Regions from separate parts of the Homo sapiens genome. Here region 2 is linked to region 1. The links are chromatin loops, found by intact Hi-C in ENCODE. Cell type or tissue: ascending aorta. All regions are shown on one strand. Links, peaks and the distances in the headings refer to the core of each region. The heading gives the core; the rest is flanking DNA.

Region 1 (11,665 bases), core at 1,213-9,212:
CCCGAATAGCTGGGATTACAGGCATGTGCCACCAAACCTGGCTAATTTTGTATTTTTAGTAGAGATGGGGTTTCTCCATGTTGGTCAGGGTTGTCTCAAACTCCCAACCTCAGGTGATCTGCCCACCTTGGCCTCCCAAAGTGCTGGGATTACAGGCATGAGCCACCACGCTCGGAAAACATTTTTATCTTCTAAACAAAACTCAATACCCCTGAAACAACTGCCCAATTTCCTATTATTTATCTTTTTCAAAATATCATTTTGGTTTCTGTTTCTAGCTATCTCATGTAAGTGGATTCGGACAGTATCTGTTTTTTGTGATTGTATACTTTATTTATGTTATTAAGATTCACCTCATTTTTTAATGTTACATTTCCTGATTTTGAAAAGTTGAGTTTAATATCTTCACTTATATCTTATTGTACACAGGAGAATTTATACTGGAGAGAAACCCTCAATCAGTTGTTGACACTTTCTTCAACTTTAGGAAATTTGTATTTTAGACAGACCCTATGAATAATATAATAAATAGAGAAAAACCATTTGTTCTAAGAAGTATACCTTAGAAAACACCAGAGTGTTCACATTAAATAATATTCTTCAAATTCAGTAAATGTAAAAAAAATTAGAAATCAAGTAGAAGTAATCATCAGGTAATTCGCAGTAGAAAACTCTAAGACACTAACATTTTAGACATTACTCTAAACAGTGTTTATTATACAGAGTAATCCAAAGTTAAAATATATCATTTACTTTTGTGTAAGACTAAAAGAAGCAAGGATTTATCTTTTGAGGCGTTATAGTTATATTTGACTTTTCTTGTTTTGCATGAAAAGAATTTTAAATTTTCAAAATATGAATGTTGAGGTAATTTAACTCTCAAATCACTTGATGTTATGCCTTCATTTGTAGCATTTATAGAAAAGCATTTGATCAATTGTTGGCTGCATTAAAACTATGAAAAATGCTTCTATGTTAGATTTGCTTTATTTATTTATTTATGAGATGGAGTCTTGCTCAGTCACCCAGGCTGGCGTGCAGTGGAGTAATCTAGACTCACTGCAACCTCTGCCTCCCAGATTCAAGCAATTCTCCTGCCTCAGCCCCCCGAGTAGCTGGGGCCACAAGCGCACACCACCATGCCCAGATAATTTTTGTATTTTCAGTACAGATTGGGTTTCACTATGTTGGCTAGGCTGGTCTTGAACTCCTGACCTCAGGTGATCCACCTGCCTCGGCCTCCCAAAGTGCTGGGATTACAGGTGTGAATCACCACGCCTGGCCTCATTTTTTTTTTTTTTTTTTTTTTGAGATGGAGTTTCGCTCTTGTCACCCAGGCTGGAGTGCAATCGCGCCATCTCAGCTCACTGCAACCTCCGCCTCCTGGGTTCAAGCGATTCTCCTGCTTCAGCCTCCTGAGTAGCTGGGATTACAGGCACCTGCCACCACGCCCGGCTAATTTTTCTATTTTTACTAGAGACAGGGTTTCACTACATTAGCCAGGCTTGTCTCAAACTCCTGACCTCAGGTGATCCACCAGCCTCAGCCTCCCAAAATGGTGGGATTACAGGCGTGAGCCACCATGCCCAGCCTCTCATATACTTTTTTATGGAGGATTATAGATACTGAAATTTAAGATGCAAGGAGAAAATTTAAGTGTAGACTCTCTTTGTGATTGACTCTATGGTAAGTCATAATACCCACAAAATGCATGAGGGAAATGTTTAGAGTCATAGTCTACTGCATTATAGTCAGAAAAATTTGAAGTTTAAAGAAGTAAATTGGTTTTACCAATTGCACATTAAGACAATAAAATACAGTTAATTCTAAGATGCTTGTTTTATTTTTTGCTTCAGTGAAAACTCAAACTTAATTGACAGTATTTTCAAAATTTCAGTCAAATTTTCAATGTGACATCATCTGTGTGTGTGTGTGTGTGTGTGTGTGTGTCTTCTTTTTTTTTTTTTTTTTTTTTTGGCGGAGTCTCACTCTGTCACCCAGGCTGGAGTGTGGTGGCACGATCTCGGCTCACTGCTACCTCCGCCTCACGGGTTTAAGCAATTCTCTGCCTCAGCCTCCCAAGTAGCTGGGATTACAGATGCTCGCCACCAAGCTGGGCTAATTTTTGTATTTTTAGTAGAGACTGGGTTTCACCATCTTGACCAGGCTGGTCTTGAACTCTTGACCTCGTGATCTACCCGCCTTGGTCCCCCAAAGTGCTGGGATTACAGGCGTGAGCCACTGCGACCAACCACTTCATCTTCTTTTTAATTTATGGCTGCCCATCTCCTGCTTCTATAATCTTAGCACGCTTCAGATTAGGTGGAGTCTTCTCTTTTACATCAGGGCCATCTTTGCACTTACTCCCAGTCTTTTCCAGATGCAATTTCCGGCAATCAGCTTCCAATTTACGTTGCTCAATCACAGGTGTTTATTCTTTCTCTTGTCCAGGTTTAATATCCTAATTCTCAGTTAGTGTTCTTTTTTTTTTTTTTTTTTGAGATTGAGTTTTGCTCTTGTTGCCCAGGCTGGAGTGCAATGGCATAATCTCAGCCCACTACAACCTCCGTCTACTGGGTTCAAGCAATTCTCCTGCCTCAGCCTCCCAAGTAGCTGGGATTACAGGCATGCACCACCACACCCGGATAATTTTTTTTTTATATTTTTAGTAGAGACAGGGTTTCTCTATGTTGGTCAGGCTGGTCTCGAACTCCTTACCTCAGGTGATCCACCCACCTCGGCCTCCCAAAGTGCTGGGATTACAGGCGTGAGCCACCACACCAACCAGTGGTTTCTTTTATTGAGATTCACGGTGCTTCTGGGAAGCCATGAATGCAACCAAATCAGATTCCTCTTGACCATCTCCTCTTCCTCTGAATCTTGATCTTACACATGCACTCATCACTGCAACTAGAAGACAGTGAACTGAAGACCACCAAGTCTCAGTCTCAGGTGAAAGAGTCTCAACCATTGGAATGCAAGCCACATCTAGCCTGTGTGAACATAATTTTTTTTTTTTTTTTGAGATGGAGTCTCCCTCTGTCGCCCAGGCTGGAGTGCAGTGGCGCAATCTCGGCTCACTGCAAGCTCTGCCTCCCGGGTTCCCACCATTCTCCTGCCTCAGCCTCCTGAGTAGCTGGGACTACAGGTGCCCGCCACCACGCCCGGCTAATTTTTTGTATTTTTAGTAGAGACGAGGTTTCACCGTGTTAGCCAGGATGGTCTCTATCCCCTGACCTCGTGATCTGCCCGTCTCGGCCTCCCAAAGTGCTGGGATTACAGGTGTGAGCCACCGCACCTGGCCGTGAACATAATTTTTTTTTTTTTTTTTGGAAAAAGGCATTTATTGGTGTGGTGGTCTCAACAATCCCCATGAATTGGAACACACAGCCCCCAGGGCCTCCCACCCCCTCCCTAGAATCCCTCCCCAGTCCCACCCCATCCCCTGGACCCTGGGAATGGAAGACAACGTGGGATGGGGCCCATGCCCCCGTCTGAGGTACAGTCACTGAGCCTTGCCCTCTCCTCTTCTCCACCAGACTCTGAGTGGTGTGGTTTGGGGTGGGTGTTTATATAGAGGGTCTCGTGGGAGTCGGAGTTGGTGACATGGCATCTTTATCTGGGCTCAGGATGTCTGTGTGATGCCTCTCTGTCCCCCACTTTGTGTGGTGTGGTGTACCAGGGCGGAGTATTCCTACAATCAGAGCTGAGGCTGCAGCCTCTCAGCGTCCCTTCCTGACAACAGATGCCTACCCAGGGGGAAATACAGCTAGTCACCAGCTACAGGACAGCTGGAGCCAGGGGGCTATTGCTGGTCACAGTCGCTGGTGTGTGTGTGTGTGGTGTGTCTGAGTGTGTGTGAGGGCGGTCAGGTAGCCTTTGGGAAGTACAGTTGGTGGAGAGGCCAGGAAGTGATAGACCAGCAAGCCCACACCTGTGGGCCAGCTGCAAAGGCCCCAGGGGCAGCTGGCTGGTTCCGCAGGTGGGGAAATCAAGGCCAAGGGGAGTGGTGGCAGGGGTAAGGCAAAGCACTGAAACAGACAGGTGACTCCTGCCACCAGTCTGACAGTTGGATGGAAGCACCGATTGGCCCAAGAGGGGGCCAGAAAATCCAGGGTGGGTAGGGACAGGAAAAGTGGGAAGGTCTCAGGCCACTGAGCCAGCGATGGAGCCTCTGGCTACAGGAAGCTGGTGGTTGACAGCAGGGAAGCCCAGAACCCAGATGGAGGTCCCCCACTTACTCGCAAAGGCTGAATGACAGCTTGACAGGTGAGTGCGATGCCCCTCCCCACTCCCAACCTGCCAGGAGTTGTCCTTTCGACAGGGGGAGGGGTCAGTGTGCCTGCATATATTGGGGAAGCAGGGAGCCTGGTAAGCCTCTCTTCACAGCTTCCACTGCAGAGCCTCATACCTACCTCCAGCCAGAGGTGAGAGGCAGTAGGGTTGGGGACAGTGGACATGGGGGTTTCGGGGGTGGGAGGACGGTTGAGTCCCTTCCCCCAGCCCACCCACACACACACACACAGAGACACAGACACCTACACACGCATGCAGGCTTACACTCACACACCCACACCCACACAAGCCTGTTGACAGCCTGAGCTAAGAGAGAGGGGTATGGGGTGGCGGGAGTGGGTCACAATCGGAAACGTGAACGGGTAGCGAGAATGGCTGTAGAAAGATACATAATTTTGCGTTACCCCTCACAGTGATGGGTTCTCTAAAGATCTTTCTTCCTCTGCCTCCTCCTCTTTCTCCTCTTCTCTTCTTCCTTGGTGGCCGAGAGCCCTTCTGCCCCCACGAGACCCAGGGCTCTTGCTCCCCCTTTTCTCTCACTCTTGGCCTGAGGCCCCCTGCAGGGGGAGGCGAGCTCCACTGGGTTGCGCCTACATTCTCCACCACAGCCAGCCCAGGGCGGAGAGGAGGGCCAGGGGCCCTGGGGGCCTCGGGGCTGAGTTCTCCAGGGATCCTGGGCACAGGAGCCGCATGGAGGCGCTGGACGCTCCCAGCCGGTTGGCGGCGCAACACGTATAGTTGCCGTAATGCCGGGCGCTCATGTTGGCAAAGAGAAGCATCGAGCGAGTGCGCTCCATCTGCACCTTCAGGCCCTCGGCCGTGCCGCTGCTCAGTAGTCTGTCATCCTTATACCACTGGAAATCCGCGGGGGAAACCGCCATGGCTTCGCAGCGCAGTAGGCGGCCCGGCCCAGCGCGGTGCGGGCGCTGGTCACGTCCGTGATGGTCGGAGGATAGTTGACTGTGACCAGCACGCGGCGGCTGTCGGGCGCCGAGTTAACCCCGTTGTGAGTCACGCACTCATACTCCCCGGCCTGGCCCCGCAGGATGTCAGAGATCTCCAGGATCTCTCCCTCCGAGGTGAAGCCGTCTCGGAGCTGTCTCCAGGTGACCGTGGGCTCTGGCCGCCCCACGGCCAGGCAAAGCAGGTTCACATTACCTCCCTCATTCACCATCACAGGCGACGAGATGTTCACAACGCGGGCAGGGACGTGGACAATGAGGTAGACCTGAGTGGTGTACGGCTGGTGGCGGGTCTGGAAGGAGCAGGTGTAGAGGCCCTCGTCGCCGAGCCCCACCTCGGTGACGAGGATGGAGAACTCCTCGGGGGTGTTGATGAGCAGCCGCACCCGCGGGTCCCTGGTCCTGCGGTCGTTGCCGGCGTACAGGATGTTGGAGCGGTTCAGCCAGGCCACGCGGGTCACATGCTCGTCCATGAAGCAGCTGAGGGTGGCGTTGTCACCTTCACACACTGTGTAGTTGTCGGCAGGAGAGTTGAACTCCAGCCTCTGGGAGAGCAGCCCCCGGCTGATGACGGCCAAGCCGGCCAGGGCGGCGGCGGCGAGAAGCCGGAGCCGGGCCCCGGGCGCAGCGGGGGGCATCGCGGCAGAGGCGGCACGGAGGGGGAGGGGAAAGGGGGGGCCGGTCCGGGGCGCGCGAGGCCTGGGGGGAGAGGGGCAAGGGGGAGGGGGAAGGGGGAGGGGGACCCCGCCTGCGGCTGCACCGGCCCGGGGTCGGGGGAGGGGGCTGGGGGGCGCGATCCATAATTTTTAAAATCAAACAAAAGTGGCTTTAGTGTGTTTAAATTGTTGTGCATTGAATGAAGTATATCCTGTCACCATCTGTAACCTATCCCACCTTAATCAAGGCTGCAGGTAACAAATGGTAATAATACATTATTGGGTAACATAGTAAAATGACATCTCTAGTAATCCCTTTTCCCAGTGCCTTTAAACTTCAAATAATTTGAAGAATGTTGTTCTCATAGATAACAACTTTATTTTTTCTATTATTTTTGTAGCTACAGGGCTATAATCTTAGTTATTATAAACACTTATTCAGAAGGATTTAATCATTCTTGGATCTTTCAAAGTTGAAAATACTTTAGTATATTTATGCTGATTGGAACCATTTACAATTAACATGTAATAAAGCATAAAGTCATTATCCAATTTTTCTAATTAATTAGCTTGTAGCAGATGACCATAAGAAATATTTATTTAATTCTGTTATGGCAATTGCTAATTGCCATAGTACATAGTACCATAGTAAACTGAACCTAACTGGATATATAAATAGACTGTAACCCATTCTTGTACCAACTACTGTGTTTATGCCAATAAAAGGACATCAACTTTTCGAACTATGTTCAAATAAGACATATCTCAAGCTGTAATCAATCTGGCTGTTTCTGTACCTCACTTTCTTTTTCTGTATGTTACTTTGCTGTTTCTGTCTATAAATCTTTTTTTACTATGTGGCTGTGTTGAAGTCTGAGCCTACTCTGGGCCCACAGATTGCCTGATTTGCAAATAATACTTTGCTCAATTAAACTCTGTAAAATTTAATTTCTCTAAAAGCTTTTTTCTTTGAAACGTTTTCAAATTTTTTTCTATGAAAAAAATAAGTAATGTGTTGTTGGACTTTGATTTCTAAACTCATCTCTCAGCTGTTTTCTCCACATTATTCTATGTCTTTTTTTTTTTTTTGAGATGGAGTCTCACTCTGTCGCCCAGGCTGGAGTACAGTGGCGCAATCTCGGCTCACTGCAAACTCCACCTCCTGGGTTCACGCCATTCTCCTGCCTCAGCCTCCCGAGTAGTTGGGACTACAGGCCCCCACCACCACACCCGGCTAATTTTTTGTATTTTTAGTAGAGACGGGGTTTCACCATCTTAGCCAGGATGGTCTTGATCTCCTGACCTTGTGATCTACCCGCCTCGGCCTCCCAAAGTACTGGGATTACAGGCATGAGCCACCACACCAGGCCAATTAATTTATTTGTTTTGAGACAGAGTTTTGCTCTTGTTGCCCAGGCTGGAGTGCAATGGTACGATCTCGGCTCACTGCAACCTCTGCCTCCCAGGTTCAAGCGATTCTCCTGCCCCAGCCTCCTGAGTAGTTGGGATTACGAACATGTGCCAACACTCCCAGCTAATTTTCTATTTTTAGTAGAGATGGGGTTTCTCCATGTTGGTCAGGCTGGTCTCAAACTCCCGACCTCAGGTGATCTGCCCACCTCAGCCTCCAAAAGTGCTGGGATTACAGTCGTGAGCCACCACGCCCAGCTATTTTATTTTCTTTTGAGACAAGGTCTCACTCCATCACCCAGGCTAAAGTGCAGTGGTGTAACCAATCATGGCTCACTGCAGTCTTAACCTTCCAGGCTCAAGCAGTCCTCCTGCCCCAGCCACCCGAGTAGCTGGGAATACAGGCATGCATTGTCATGCCTGGATAATGTCTTTTTCATGGAGACAGGATCTTACTATGTTACCCAGGCTGCACTTTAACTCCTGATATCAAATAATTCTCTCATCTCAGCCTGCCAAAGTGCTACGATTACAGGTATGAGCCACCATGTGCTTATGCAATTTATTGAGATTATTTCCAATAATAAACAGTACTATTTGGGCACAAATCTAAAAGGAATCTGGCTTCTATTTTAGAAGTGTTACTCTCCAGGATTTAGAGCCCTAGAGAGTGAGTCTCAGCCCAGTCACTTAATAGCTGTGGGTGTTTGGGCAATTTCTTGATGTGGAAGAGTTCTATAAGCCACATATATCCAAAAACAAAGCAAAACAAAACAAAAAGCTGAAAAACAGAATGATTCTGATTGCACAAATGGTAGCAATTTTTTGTTCTCCCTGTTCCATGCTCATTGCCAGGTGCTTTTACAGGTGTTCCCATGGAGATCCAGAATCTGTTTTCCAAACCCCAGATCTGGCTGGCCTTATTTGTTCGGGGTGGTAGACACCTGTGAACATGACAGTGTGCTAGTTTGAGGCCTAGGCTCAAGTGGTTTTAAATGCTTCTAATTGTTTTTTAGAATGCTGCCATCTCCATGAAAAAAGCCCATGTTCGCCAGCTGGAGGATAAGATACAACAGGGAGGAGAAGCAAGGTGCCCCTTGTTGACAATCCCAGAAGCAGAAGCTCATGCCCAGAAGCACAGCTGCCTAGTTGACAGGCTCAGCTGAGACCAGAAGAATGGCCCCACCAAGCCCAGCCTAAATGGCTGACCATCACAATTATGAGCTAAGAAGTTTTGGATGGTTTGTTATGCTGTAAGAGCTAACTAATACGTGCACCCAGTGCAGATAGGATGCCAAAAATTAATGGCAAGTTGATTACTAATTACGTTCTAACAGTGGGCACCCTAAAAGTGCTGACTTTTTTCCCCTGATTTAAAGTTAGATGTTTTGTAATACTGAGAAATGAATAAATACATGTAGACATGTGTGCATGTGATTGGTGCTTATACTCACACATTTCCATAAACCACAGGAGAAAACAGATAACCACAGCCTGACCATTAGGGCCAAGGCCAAATGGCAAAATAAGTTTACCTTTAATCTGTTTTCTCTATATTTATACACTGGAGGTCAAGACTGTGGACATATCTGAAGACATAGAGTTTTCTTCTCCTGTGGACCCATCATCCTTTGTTTACTGTCTGATCTCTGGAACAAAAATGGAAAACACGTTGGCAGCAGTGGTCTACCTGGGGTTATTTTATTTCTGCTGGCCTCTGTTCTTTCTTTTTTTTCTTTCTTTTTTTTGGAGACAGAGTCTTGCTCTGTTACCTGGGCTGGAGTGTAGTGGCATGATCTCGCTCACTAGAACCTCCACCTCCAGGGCTCAAGCAATTCTCCTGCCTCAGCCTCCCAAGTAATTGGGATTACAGGCACCTGCCACCATGCCCATCTAATTTTTGTACTTTTAGTAGAGATGGGGTTTCGCCGTGATAGCCAGGCTGGTCTCGAACTCCTGACCTCAAGTGATTCACCCGCCTCAGCCTCCCAAAGTGCTGGGATTATAGGCATGAGCTGCCGTGTCCGGCTGCCCTCTGCTCTTTCTATGGTCACTATCTTTTGCACCCTTGGAACGAAAGAGAGATGTTGGTAGGAAGAGGCTCTTCCTTTACCTCTGGCAGAAAAGGGATTTTCAGGCCGTTTGCCCACCCTGACATCACAGCTGCACTTCAATGTGACAGTTATTGGGTATATGTTGCTTCTGGGTGCTTGGAATGTGGCTGGTCTGAACTGCGATATGCTAGAAAGTTAGAGTAAAAATTATATATATTTCATTAATAATTACATATTGCTCACATATTAAAATGATAGTATGTTGGATATATTGGGTTAATTAAATGGTTACCGTTTATTCCACCTGTTGCTTCTTTCTTCTTAAAATTTGACTACTAGAAAATTTAGTATTCACATGTGGCCCACATTTTATTTCAGAGGATTGCCTTCTTTTTAAAATCTCAGGCTGCCTGCTCAAAGGACCAGAAGCCGGGAAGGTAATAAAATCTGGAATTTAAAAATAATTGTTATTACATTATCTTCACTTGTGAATAGCCATATAATATATTATTTATAAATGCACATATGATCTTTTACACATGGTTAAATGCAAATGCCCTCTGAGGCAGGCCTGGCTCAGCTCAGGGAGGAAGCCCTGCCTGAAAAAGCTGCAACTCTATTTTCATTCAGCCCTGCACCTGAGCACGTCTTCTGTCACTCAGGGCCTAAAGGGGTATGGTGTTAAACGTTATCCAATCAGGGACTCTGGGCTGGGATCCATCCAATCAGGCACGCAGCTGGAGTGGACAGGACGGCTTTCGAGATTTGGCGCGGCCTTTGTCTCTGGCTGCAGTCGTAGCTCCAGGTCTTTTCTTCTCTGTTCTGTGTCTTCTGCTCCTAGAGGCCCAGCTTCTGTGTCCCTGTGACCTGTAGGTATTGGGAGATCCACAGCTAAGATGCCAGGACCCCCTGGGAAGCCTAGAAAAATGGTGAGTCTGCTGGGTCAGACACCCCGAGAGAGGGGGAGGGGCTGGTTGGAACCAGTCTGAAGTGGCTGTGGCGGGACTCCGGCCTCCCCGCTGTCGGCTCCAAAATCCTTGGCCAGAGTTGTCCTTGGTACAGCTCGGCCCTCAGTCCCCTTCAGCCATAAGATGGCGGCTGAGCTGACAGCCAGGACCCCGGGCGTCCTGTCTCCTCCCTGCGCGGTGACTGTGCCATGGCCTGGAGCTCTCGCTGGGCAGCTCTGCACCGGCATCGCCGCATCTCTCCCCATTGTGCCGGGACCACGGGACGGTAGTCAAGGGAAAATCCTGACTCAGGGTGTGGGGTTCATGAATGAGAAGAGCTTTGGGCCGTGGTGTTTCCAGTGCCCCCGCCTTTTTTTTTTTTTTTTTTTTTTTTTTTTTGATTAAAAATTTATGGGAGTCGGGCCGGGCGCGGTGGCTCACGCGGTAATTCCAGCACTTTGGGAGGCCGAGGCGGGTGGATCACCTGAGGTCAGAAGTTCAAGACCAGCCTGGTCAACAGGGTGAAACCCCGTCTCTACTAAACATACAAAAATTAGCTGGGCGTTGTGGCAGGCGCCTGTAATCCCAGCTACCCTGGAGGCTGAGGCAGGAGAATAGCTTGAACCCGGGAGGCGAAGTTTGCAGTGAGTCGAGATCGCGCCATTGCGCTCCAGCCTGGGCAAGAAGAGCGAAACTCCGTCTCAAAAAAAAAGAAAAAAAAAGTATGGGAGTCAAGGTAAAAATATTAAAGAACAAAATCAAAGAGTAATTCAAGGGCCGGGCGCGGTGGCTTACGCCTGTAATCCCAGCACTTTGGGAGGCCGAGGCGGGCGGATCACGAGGTCAGGAGATCAAGACCATCCTGGCTAACACGGTGAAACCCCGTCTCTACTAAAAATACAAAAAATTAGCCAGGCGTGGTGGCAGGCTCCTGTAGTCCCAGCTACTCAGGAGGCTGAGGCAGGAGAATGGCGTCAACCCAGGAGGCGGAGCTTGCAGTGAGCCGAGATTGCGCCACTGCACTCCAGCCTGGGCGACAGAGCGAGAATCCGTCTCAAAAAAAAAAAAAAAAAAAAAAAAAAGAGTAATTCAAGAATTGAAGAGCACCCAGCTAGCAGCTATGGTGTGTAGTTTGTGGTCCATGAAAAACTTTATATATAAAAGTTTATTTATTTTTATTTATAATGAGATTTTACTGCTTCTCTTATATCTCTACATAGTACTTTCTATAACGATTCCTTTTTTTATTTTTTTGGTTTTTTTTTTATACTTTAAGTTCTAGGGTACATGTGCACAACGTGTAGCTTTGTTACATATGTATACATGTGCCATGTTGGTGT
Region 2 (11,665 bases), core at 1,479-9,478, 49 kb after region 1:
GACATATGCCTCTGCCCAGCACCTGAGTGATTGAATTCTTCTGCCTGGGCTCAGCCCACAGATTGGATTGTGAAACATTGCTGAACCCAGGACCTAACTAATGTAAATCTATTCTCCTGCCTTGGCACTGCCCACTGGGAACCCTGTGACATATTGCTGCACCCAACACCCAGGTTATGTGGCTCTCCTGCCAGTGCCTTGCCCACACGGGCTGTTGTGACATATTGCTGGGTCCACACCCAGGTGATATAATTCTCTTGCCTAGGCCCTGCTTACAGAGAGCATTGTGACATATCTTTCTGCTCATCACACAGTTAATAAGACAGTTTCTGCCTGGTTTCTCCTTACAGGGTGTATCAAAACAGATTGCTAGGCCCAGCACCTAGCTGATGTGACTCTTTCTAGGTTTTGCCCACAAGGAACATTGTGACATATCACTGGGCCCAACAGCAAGGTGATGTTGCCCTTTTGCTTTGGCCTTGCTCTCAGAAAGCATTGTGACATATTGCTGAACCCAGCACCAAGGTGATGTGAGTTGGTATGCCTGGACCCTGCTAACAAGAGGCATTGTGACATACTTCTGGGACCATCATCTATTTGATGTGACTCTCCTTTTACCTGGGCTTCTGTTGTAAAAGAGATTGTGACATAACTCTGGGCCTAACAGCTAGGTAATGTGACTTTTCTTTTGCTTGGACCATGCCCAAGGAAAGAGAGTGATGTATTACTAAGCTCATCACATACGTGGTGTAATTTCTTCTGCTCGGTCTTTGCCCACAGGAATCATTTTGCTGTATTTCTGATTCATCACCTAGTTGATGTGACCTTTCTTTTTTCAGACTTGTCTGCAGCGCAGATTGCTACATATTGCTTGGCCCAGCTCCTATGTGATGTGACTCTCCTGTCATACCTGAGTGCTCCCCACTGCGGTAATTGTGACATATAGCTGGGCTCTGGCCCTAGTTTATGTAACTTTTCTTCCTGACTGCTACTCACCTGGGGGCATTGTGACATATCTCTGAACCTCTCACCTAAGTGATGTGAATCTCCTGCTTGAGCCCACTTCTCAGGGAGTATTATTATATATTGTCACACACAGCAACTAGGTGATATGACTCTCTCTACAGCTTGGACTCTGCCCAATAAAAAACTGTGATGTATCACTGGACCCAGCACCAAGGCTATGTGACTCTCCTGCCGGGGCTCTACATTCATTGTTTTTGTGACATACGGCTGGGAATAATGTCTAGGTCATGTGACTGTCCTGCATGGACCCTGCCCACAGGGGTATTATGACACATTTTTTTAGTCATCTAGGTGATGTGACTCACTTCTGCCTGGGCCCTGCCAGAAAGAATGATAGTGACTTATCACTGAACCCAGCACTTAAGTGATGTGACTCTCCTCTTTTGCCTGGACCTTGCATGTTTTTGGTATTGTGACATATTGCTGGGCCCAACACCTAGGAAATGAGACATTTTTGCTTCAGCCCTGACTACAGGCAGCTTTCTGACATTACTCTGTATCCATCACATAGGGCATACGTCTCTCATCTCTTCTGCCTGCACCTGCCCACAGGGAAGATGGTGACATAACACAACAACTAGGTGATGTGTCTCCAGCCTGGGCCTAGCCCACCAGAAGTATTGTGACAGCTGGTTTCTGAGCCCAGTGATATGTTACAATGCTCCCTGTGGAGCCCCCTGTGACACCTGGTCTCAGAAACTAGGTGATGTGACTACTGCCCAAGCCCTGCTTTTAGAAAGGAATTGTGACTTATCACTGGCCAAATGTGACATGAGCCTCCTGCCTGGTCCTTGCTTTCAGAGAAGACCATGACATATCTCTGTTCCAGCACCCAGGTGATGTGATAATACTGCCTGGGCTCTCCCCTCAGGAAGTATCAAGACATATTTCTGGACCCAGCCCATAGGTGGTATGACTGTCCTCCACTACTTAGACTCTGCCCAAGAAGCGACTATGATGTATCAATATTCCCAGCACTTAGATGATGTAACTCTCTTATGCTTGGGCCCTGTTCACATAGTATATGAAACATATGTCTGGGTCCATCACCTAGTTGATGTGACTCTTCTGCATGGGCTCTGTCCATGGAGATATGAAATATTTTTTCATTCATCCCCTGCCATTTCTCTTTTGTGCCTCTTTTGCCTGGGCCTTGCCAAAAAGAGGATTATAATGTATCACTGGACCCAGAACCTAGGTGAGGTGACTCCTATTTTGCCTGGGGCTCACATATTTGGGTATTGTGATATAGGGGATGGATGGGAGGCACATGAGTGGGCTTTGCTCACAGAAGGCCTTGTGACATCTCAGCATTCATTACCTAGGAAATGTGACTATTGTCTTCCATTTGCACCCTGCTTACAGGGAAGATTGTGACATATTGCTGGACCTAGCAACCAGGTGATGTGTCTCTCTTGCCTGAACCCTGCCCACAGGGAGCATTGTAACATATCTCTGGGCTCAGCAGCCAAGGGATGTTACTATCCTTCCCGGTCCCTGCCCTCAAGTAATATTGTACAAATCTTTGGCCCAGCACCCGGGTGATGTGACTCCCCTGCTTATTACCTACCTGCACGTGGATTTGTTACACATAATGTTGTTCCAGCTCATAGGTGTGATGATGACTCTCATATATTGAACCAGCCAATAGTTGATACAGTCTCTCATAGCTAGGCTTAGAAAAATGGATAAGATTCTGGGTCTTCTGTTTTTATAAAGGTCAGAAAGGAGTATCACACTCTCACATATGGTATAAAGTCTTCAGGTTGTACACAGTGTGTCATTGCAGAGCCCAGTGCACAGGTGAGATTTACTTGTGTGTATGCACACCCTACTATCCATTAAAATTGTAATTCTCACAGACGGACAGACCCTACTTGTAATCTCACATATGGATGCAGTCCACATTTGGAATTGTCATATGTGAACATCCAGCCAGATATGGGATAGTAAAACATTTTTAAATGCAGCTCATAGAAAGGTGAGGGCTCTCCTATCTAGACACAGAAAATTAGGGAGATGTTGACTCTTATACCTGGGGTTAAGAACACAGATATGATTATAGGTTCATACCAGCACAAATGTCTTAGAATAGATTGTGACTCTCATGCAAAACATAAAGCCCTAGCATAGTACAGAGAGTGTCCTAACAGGGCCAAGCACACAGGTGAGATTACGACACTTGTATGCACACACTTTCAACAGTAAAGATTGTCCTGCACCCACATAAACAACCCGCTGTTGAGGTTCTGAACCTCACACACAAAGCCAGCTGAAATTTGGAAAATTGAATCATGTGGATCTGGCCCACAGCTGGGTTGGTGACTCTCAGATAAAGATTCAGCACTCTTGTGAGCCTCTGACTCCACTAGGGGAAAATAGTTCACAGGAGGGATTGAGGCTTTCAGACACAGATCTAGCCACCTTTAAGACTATGACTCACGAAATTAGACCCAAAATAGAGAAGGTATTGACTCTCATACCTAGAACCAGGACGTGTGTGGGATGTTTAATATAATCCCTAGACCTTGCAGGTGTGATTGTGACATACACCTTTTCCCAGCACCTAAGTGATTTGACCCTTCTGCCTGGGCCCTACAGATGGGATTGTGGCAAATGACTAAACCTAGCACCTGGATGATGTGAGCCTATAATTTTGTCTAAGCACTTTTCACAGAGAGAATTGTGAAATATTGCTGGCCCTAACACCCAGGTGAAGTGACTTTCCTCTATTGCTTGATCTCTCTGCCCAAGGACAGATTGTGATATATGACTGGGCCCAGCACCTAGGTAATGTGACTTCCTTCTCCTGCCTGGGCCCTGCATACATTGAGTATTGTGACATATGGCTGGGTCTAACACTTTCATGATGCAAATCTGCATGGGCCCGGCCTACAGAGGTATTAGAACATATCTGTTTATTCATCACCCAGGTGACGGAGAAGAGGTGGTGATTGATTTCACTCTCCTCTTCTGCCGGGGCCCTGCCAAAATCAGGGATTGTGACATATCTCTGATTTTGCATCTAGCATCTAGGTGATGAAACCTGGTAGCATCTAGCATGTAGGTGGACCTAGCATCTAGGTGATGAAACTCTTCTGTTTTCCCTGGGCCCCACATATTTTGGAGATTATTACACATATCTGGGACCCATACCTATGGGATGGGGTGCTTCTGCCTGGGCCCTGCCCACAAGGGACCTTGTAAAATATCTTTTTATTTATCACCTAGGAAATGTGACTCTCTCTTACCTGTATTCTGCCCATAGAAAATGTTGTGACATATTGCTGGGCCATGACACCAGGTGATTTGTCTTTCCTGCTAAGGCCATGCCCAGAAGGAGCATTTTGACATCACTGGACTTAGCATACAGGCAATATTAATACAGGAGTTAAATCAAAATTATTTTAGGGAGTTAGTAAGAGTAAGGGTTCTCAATGGAATTTTTCTTTAATAAAACAGGGCCCCAGAGCTATTTGTTTTCCTAAAAGAAAGCAGCCTAAAACGTGAAGCTGTAAGCATAGATCAGCAAGCTGGAAGCTTGCATATGCAAATGCCAGGAGCTATACTAAAAGCCAGGTACACCACACATGACAATTTTCCCTCCTTTTTCTGTCATCACGTGTGCAGGTGTCATGGCATCGGCCAGGTAGAGATTACATTTACATAATAAAAGATTAGGGTAGAAGGGACATTTTCTTTGTGGGCTATGTAAATGGCACACCTGGTCAAACCAATCTCCTGGGCCCTGTGTAAATCAATCACTGCCTCCTCAATCCAATCCTCTATAAAATTGAATCTATTCTGCCCCAAACTCAGAAACCCCCTTGGGTGACCCACTTTTTCTGAAAGAGGAAGCTCTGTCTCTCCCTTTCTTCTATTAAACTTTCTGCTTCTTAAACTCACTCCGTGTGTGCGTGTCCATGTCATTAATCTTCTCTGTATGAGACAAGAAACCTCAGGTATGTCCCCACAGAACAAAGCCACTTCATTTGGGGGCTCCTTCAGAATCAGAAATGGAATGATAGGTATAAACATCAAAGCAATAAGTATGGAAGTGAACCTCAGAATCTGTCCTTTAATTTTGAGGCTATGGGCCTTATTATAAAATCAAATCAAATTAATAATGGGCATCCAAACAGCCATTTAAAAATGTGATTAGCATGGCTACTGTTCTTGAAGACTCAAATGTGAGGGTTACTGGGGAGAGGATGAATCCCCTGCAATACACACATTGGCCATGCTTTAAACCAGTTTTCTTTCATGGAGGACCTAGCCATTACATGGGGCTGGGAGAGGTTTTGGAGCAACTGAAAATTTCGGGCCAGGGCATACCCTGGTGTTATCCAAAGGCTTCTGGACTAAAGCCAACTTCTGACCACTCATCCAGGTGTTAGCAAAGAGAATCTCCATCTATCCTGTTGCAAAATTTCTCCTTTTCTATCTGCAGTCACCATGTCTTTTCTCTGTGTATGAAATGTGCAGGAATTTTTACAATTCGGGGGAACAGTTCTGTTAGGAAAGATCGGCAAATGCCATACTAACCCAATACACGTCCTCCGTGAGTACATGGTATTTCTAAGCCAACAGCACCACCTAGTGGAAATAGAAATTATCTCCATGAGGCACATTGTCAGTCTTTTGCAATACACTGTAGCTTCCCAATTCTCCCTTTTTGCACCGCTAAAAATCAGGCTCTATGCCCTTCTGTGAATGGGAAAATGCTGCCTTTAACAATTAAGAGTAAAATGTCTTCCATAGCTAAATTTTAGTTTGAATACTGTCCTATCAGCAGGAAAAATGCCATTAGGTCCCTTGTGTTCTTTAAGGCACCTATTCTGTCTCTAATTAAAATAGTACTTAATTAGTAAGGGAACTTTACATCCAAAAGTTAACCAGAATCATTTTCTAAGGGTAAATGATTTAGCATGGGGCATAAGAGTAGAATACAGAGTTCCATCTAGCACAATCCCTCCATTAAATGAGCCTTGCCCAAAGGCAACTATTACATATTCTTTCCCAAAATCCATTTTTTGGGGTGGCACACAGATCACACAAGTCTAGAAAGTCAAAGGGAAATCACAAGTGGACAAATAAGGCTATATGGGTAATTGTGGCTAAAATCCATCACCTAGTTCATCTGGTTTCATGGCTTGGAGAGGTCACACCCACAACCATGAGTGACACATTTAACATGGTGACAGGACCCAGGAACCAAGGAGAGAAAAGAGTAGAGGTGACACTCCCACTGTTTTCCCCTTCACCCTTGGTCATACCAAAAAAAAGGGAGACTAAAAGGACCCTTTTATTCTCACTTTTTCTAGATGGGCAACAGACCAACTTCAGCTTGCAACCCTCTGGAGTGCATTCTGTAACACTGGAACTTCTTTAACCTCCGGACTTTGAAGAAGAAAGCAACCATTTTCTTTTGCACAAGGGCATGACATTTATACTACACCTTTGCAGGTAGTGTAAGATCAACCCAGCTTTTTAAAAAGTCATATCAGGCAGGCTTATAGAAAATGATTCACCAGAATTAGAAAAGCAAGTTCCAGGGAAGCCATTTGAGAATCCCCCTTATTTAGAGCCATCTCAAGTTCTCTTATTACAAGACCTTAGCCAAATAAAGGAAGACTTAGGCTGATTTTCTGACAACCCCCAATAGGTATATAGAAGCTTTCCAAAATTTGACTCAGGTGTTTCACCTCACATAGAAGGATGTTGTGCTGCTCCTAAACCAAACCCTAACTGCAGCTGAAAAGCAGGCAGCTCTACAGGCAGCAGAGAATTGCAGAAATGAACAATATGTCGCCTATAATGCACCAAAATTTAAAAAGGAGAAAGTGAAGAAATAACAGAAACACCATTCCCAATAGGAAGGGAAGCAGTTCCTCTTTACAACCCTGGTTGGAACTCCAATAGCTCTGCAGATAAATGGAAAAAAAAAAAAACACTTTAATATGCATATTAGAGGGTTTATGAATAGGGACAAATCTCTTACTCTAAACTGTCCATGAGGACAAATCTCTTACTCTAAACTGTCCATGATAGACCAAATGCCAGAAAAGAGTCTTGCAGCCTTTATGAAAAGGCAGAGAGAGGCACTAATAGAGCATATCTCCTTTTCTTCTGATCCAATCAACAAATAGTGCATTCTAAAGGACAGGTTTATTACGCACGAAGCTCTCGATATTTTTTTTTTTTTTTTTTTTTTTGAGACGGAGTCTCGCTCTGTGGCTCAGGCTGGAGTGCAGTGGTGCGATCTCAGCTCACTGCAAGCTCTGCCTCGGGATTCACGCCATTCTCCTGCCTCAGCCTCCCGAGTAGCTGGGACTACAGGCGCCCGCCACTGCACCCAGCTAATTTTTTGTATTTTTAGTAGAGACAGGGTTTCACCATGGTCTCCATCTCCTGACCTCGTGATCCGCCCGCCTCGGCCTCCCAAAGTGCTGGGATTACAGGCGTGAGCCACCGCGCCAGGCCAAGCTCTTGATATTAAAAAAGAAACTACAAAAGCAGGCTATAGAATCAGATAGCACCTTAGAGAACCTCCTGAAGGTAGCCACTTCAGCCTTTTATAATAGGGACCAGGAGAAAACCCAAGAGAAAGCGAGGAAACTCAGGAGAAGGACAAAGGCTCTAGTAGTTGCTTTGCAAGCCTGCAATGTCCAGGATTTCCAAGGTTCATCTGCTCATTGCTATCAGTCTGGCAAGTCAGGGTACTTTAAGAAGCAGTGCCCAAGCATCAAGAAGAAGCCACCTCAACCCTCTGCAGGCTGTGGCAGAGACACTAGAGAGCAAACTGCCCCCAGAGATGAGGTCACTAGATTCAGAACCAGTCTCACAGATCGTTTGGCAGGAATAATGGGTCCTAGGGACCCAACCCCCAGCTCCAGCAGCTCAAACTGCCATTATAGCCTAGGATCCCAAGGTGATTCTGGAAATTAAAAGAAGGAAGATAATCATCCTTCTAAACAATAGAGCCAGTCTCCCTCTTTTCTGTTCTCTAATTCAGGTCTCCCCTCTTCCTGTAGCCACTGCCATGGTGGCTCTACTACTTAGAAAAGTCTCCAAATTAACCCTGGAAATTATAATCATAATTCTCTTTAATTATACTAGAGAATTTAACTTACACCCCACACAACATGACACAATTACTGTCCTCTAGGGGGACCTCTTAGGTAACAAATAGCCAGTAAAGCAAAAAATACATAAGGCAAGATACTCAGTAGTCACTCTAAACAACGTTATTAAAAGTGTGTCTCTCTCCCCAGCACAAACGCTCAATTAGCTGAACTGATAGCTCTTACAAGAGGACTTGAATTAAACAAAGGAAAGGTAGCTAACATTTACACAGACTAAAAGTATGCTTTCTTGGTTCTTCATGCTCATGCTGCCATTTGGAAGAAAATACATTTTCTTACCGCTAATGGATCTCTTTTAAAGTATCACCAGAAAATTATTCTCCGTTTTTCTTCCATGAAAAATAGCAATGATGCATTGTAAGGGACATCAAAAGGGAACAGATGAAGTAGCCGAAGGAAATACGTTAGCTAATCAGGCAATTAAGTCAGCAGCAAGGAAGCCTTGAGGCATCAACACACTTCAAGCCCCTCTAACCTGGGAAGGCTCCATAAGAGAAATTAAGCCTCAGTACTCCCCTGCAGAAATAGAATGGGCCACTTTTCGAGGGTATATTTTTAGACCTCAGGATGGCTACAATCAGAGGATGGCAAACTCCATTCGCCAGCCTTCAGCCAAAGGAAAATCCTTAGAATCTTTCACCAAGTTTTTCACTTAAGAAAGGATAAAACTTATCACTATGCCCAGAGATTGTTTTCAGAAGAGAACTTACTAAAAACAGTCAAATAGGTTGTTAATTCCTGTGAAGTCTGTCTTAAAAATAATCCACTGAACAGGTGGCTCCTTCCTCCTAAAACCCAAAAAATAAGAAGCTATCCAGGGGGAGGACTGGCTGATAGACTTCACCCGCATGCCAAAGACAAAGGGTATCCAATACCTTCTGTTTTGGGTATATACTTTTACTAACTGGGTGGAAGCATTTCCATGCCATACAGAAAAGACCTCTGAGGTAATAAAAGTGTTAATTAATAAAATAACTCCAGCCAGGCGCGGTGGCTCAGGCCTGTAGTCCCAGCACTTTGGGAGGCCGAGGCGAGCGGATCACGAGTTCAGGAGTTCGAGACCAGCCTGGCCAACATGGTGAAACTTCGTCACTACTAAAAATACAAAAAAATTAGGCATGGTGGTGCACACCTGTAATCCTAGCTATTCAGGAGGCTGAGGCAGGAGAATTGCTTGAACCTGGGAGGCGGAGGTTGCAGTGAGCTGAGATCATGCCACTGCACTCCAGCCTGGGTGACAAAGCGAGACTCTGTTTCAGAAAAAGATAAACAAACAAAAAAAACCCCTGCTTTGGTCTACCTAAATACCTTCAAAGTGACAATGGCCCCTCATTTAAGGCAGCTGTCACATGGGAGTCTCAAATGTGCTAGGCACAGAATATGGTCTCCATTGTGCTTAAAAATCCCAATTCTCAGTAAAGGTATAGAACAAATGATATTATCAAGAGACACCTTAAAAAACTTGTCACTCTTCTTCCCATGGCCTTACTATGGGTAAGAAATATGCCTTCCAAGTTAGGTGTAACCTGGGTGCGGTGGCTCAGGCCTGTAATCCTAGCACTTTGGGAGGCCGAGGCTGGTGGATCACAAGGTCAGGAGATCAAGACCATCCTGGCTAATACGTTGAAACCCCATCTCTACTAAAAATATAAAAACAAAATAAGCTGGGTGTGGTGGCGGGCGCCTGTAGTCCCAGTTACTAGGGAGGCTGAGGTGGGAGAATGGCATGAACCCAGGAGGCAGAACTTACAGTGAACCGAGATCGCGGCACTGCACTCCAGCCTGGGAGACAGAGTGGGACTCTGTCTCAAACAAACAAACAAAAACAAAGTTAGGTCTAAGCTCTATAAATGGCCTTTTCTTACCAACGATTTTTCTATTAAAGCAGAAAACCTAATTTGGTTAAGTATGTAACCTCTCTAGCTCACTTCCAACAAAAATTAACACAACTAGCAGTAGCCCAACCCTAAGAAATAAGACCACCTTCATTTAACCCAGGAGATTTGCTATCAGTAAATCTCATGCCTCTCTCTCTCTTTCCCTAAGCCCAAGCTGGGAAGGGCCCTACACTGTTTTTTTTCAACCCCCTCTTCCCTTGGCAATAAAAGTTACAGGTATTTGCTGGGCGTGGTGGCTTATGACTGTAATCCCAGCACTTTGGGAGGCCAAGGTGGGCGGATCACCTGAGGCCAGGAGTTTGAGACAAGCCTGGCCAACATGGTGAAACCTCATCTCTACTAAAAATACAAAAATTAGCTGGGCTGCATGGTATGGGGCTGTGATTTCAGCTACTCGGGAGGCTGAGGCAGGAGAATCGTTTGAACCCAGGAGGCTGAGGTTGCAGTGAGCCAAGATCGCACCACTGCACTTCAGCCTGGGCGACAGAGCAAGACTCCATCTCAAAAAAAAAAAAAAAAAAAAAAAAAAAAAAATTACAGATATCAACTCTTGGATACACCACACTCAAGTCAAGTCCTGAAGAGCTGAGGGAGCAACCCCTTACAAGCCCAGAGGAATGTCCTGAATATCAGTGTGAAGAAATAGAAAATCTTAAGCTGAAAATCATAAAAGATAAGTAACTTAGGGCTACTCATCTTGCTCACTACTACGTCATTGGACACTTTTTGTCATTTCTATTTTTCCTCTCCAAGTTTGCCGCCAACTATTAAAACTTCTCTTTTAACACATATTTACAAGAAAATTTTAATTATTCATAGGATTGCATTTGTAACTTCATAGAACCCCAAAGGGAAATTCTATACCTTGGCAAATAAAATTTATAAATAAAAATTACTACATCACTCTTGTGGGAGTTGCTAAATTCACTCTACTATTTGTAGTAGAACTATACACTATGGAACTCACAGTGTGGAATTCTAGTTGTAAAATTCTAATTGCCATAATACTTTGCCTAATTATCATCTTTATAAGAGGAATAATAATTGAATAATTGTAGAAAAAATTTAGTCAAGGTTGCTTTGCTTAATTATTATCCCTATAGCAGGGGTAATAGTTACAGACAAGAAGTAAGCATGAAAGTTATACTATCACTGAGCTTGACAGGACTTTTTATTAAAGATTGGCAATATGGTGCACTCCAAGCTATGGAAAGAAGGTTATAAAAGAGATTTTATAAGCAAGGCTTTTATGGTAAATTCTTGTCCTAAAAAGACTGGTTGTTTAAAGGAAGGATATTTAGGACAAGTCAGAAAGTTTAAGAATGTTGTAAGATAATCTGTGGAAGTCATGAAAGAACTTAATAAAGGAAAGAAATGGCCAAGATTAACACTTAAGTTACTTTAGCCACTGAATAATGTATTTCTCTTAATCATATCACAAGTTATAAAAAATTGCCCGAACCTAAAATTATCTCCTGACGGCAAGCCAAGGGGATAAATGTATGTGTTTCTCAAAGAAAAATGTTACTTTTACAGTAACGTTTCTGGTAGTCTACAGCGACATCTAGTGGACATCTACCTGTATTACAACTAATT

The links. A loop is a pair of places that touch in the nucleus more often than their neighbours do. Peaks named below come from ENCODE experiments on the same cell type or tissue, not always from the same donor. Only the 100,000 strongest peaks of a DNase experiment are listed, where the experiment ranks them.
Region 2: a loop joins it to region 1, with 8 times the contacts of the local background. A loop is called at or near these places in 4 of 110 quality-filtered maps.

Annotation. Positions count from the first base shown.
Region 1 is chr7:64,564,542-64,576,206 of GRCh38, forward strand. LOC124901657 (a long non-coding RNA gene) reads left to right here and starts at 4,134. Exons shown (of 2, transcript XR_007060357.1): 1 at 4,134-4,427; 2 at 8,341-8,752. It overlaps LOC100128885 (a long non-coding RNA gene), which reads left to right and starts at 10,154. Exons shown (of 3, transcript NR_077227.1): 1 at 10,154-10,307. It also overlaps the pseudogene LOC100133092 and the pseudogene LOC100129293. RefSeq lists enhancers at 10,233-10,733, 10,445-10,504. In ascending aorta, for the core only: a CTCF peak has its summit at 4,982; DNase peaks (open chromatin) are centred at 5,150 and 5,683; H3K4me3 peaks cover 1,617 bases.
Region 2 is chr7:64,613,660-64,625,324 of GRCh38, forward strand. It overlaps LOC100128885 (a long non-coding RNA gene), which reads left to right. Exons shown (of 3, transcript NR_077227.1): 3 at 840-4,930. Among named protein-coding and RNA genes, the nearest start is that of ZNF107, 47 kb to the right of the region's middle. In ascending aorta, for the core only: a CTCF peak has its summit at 5,619 (motif pointing left); no DNase peak of the experiment used is centred there.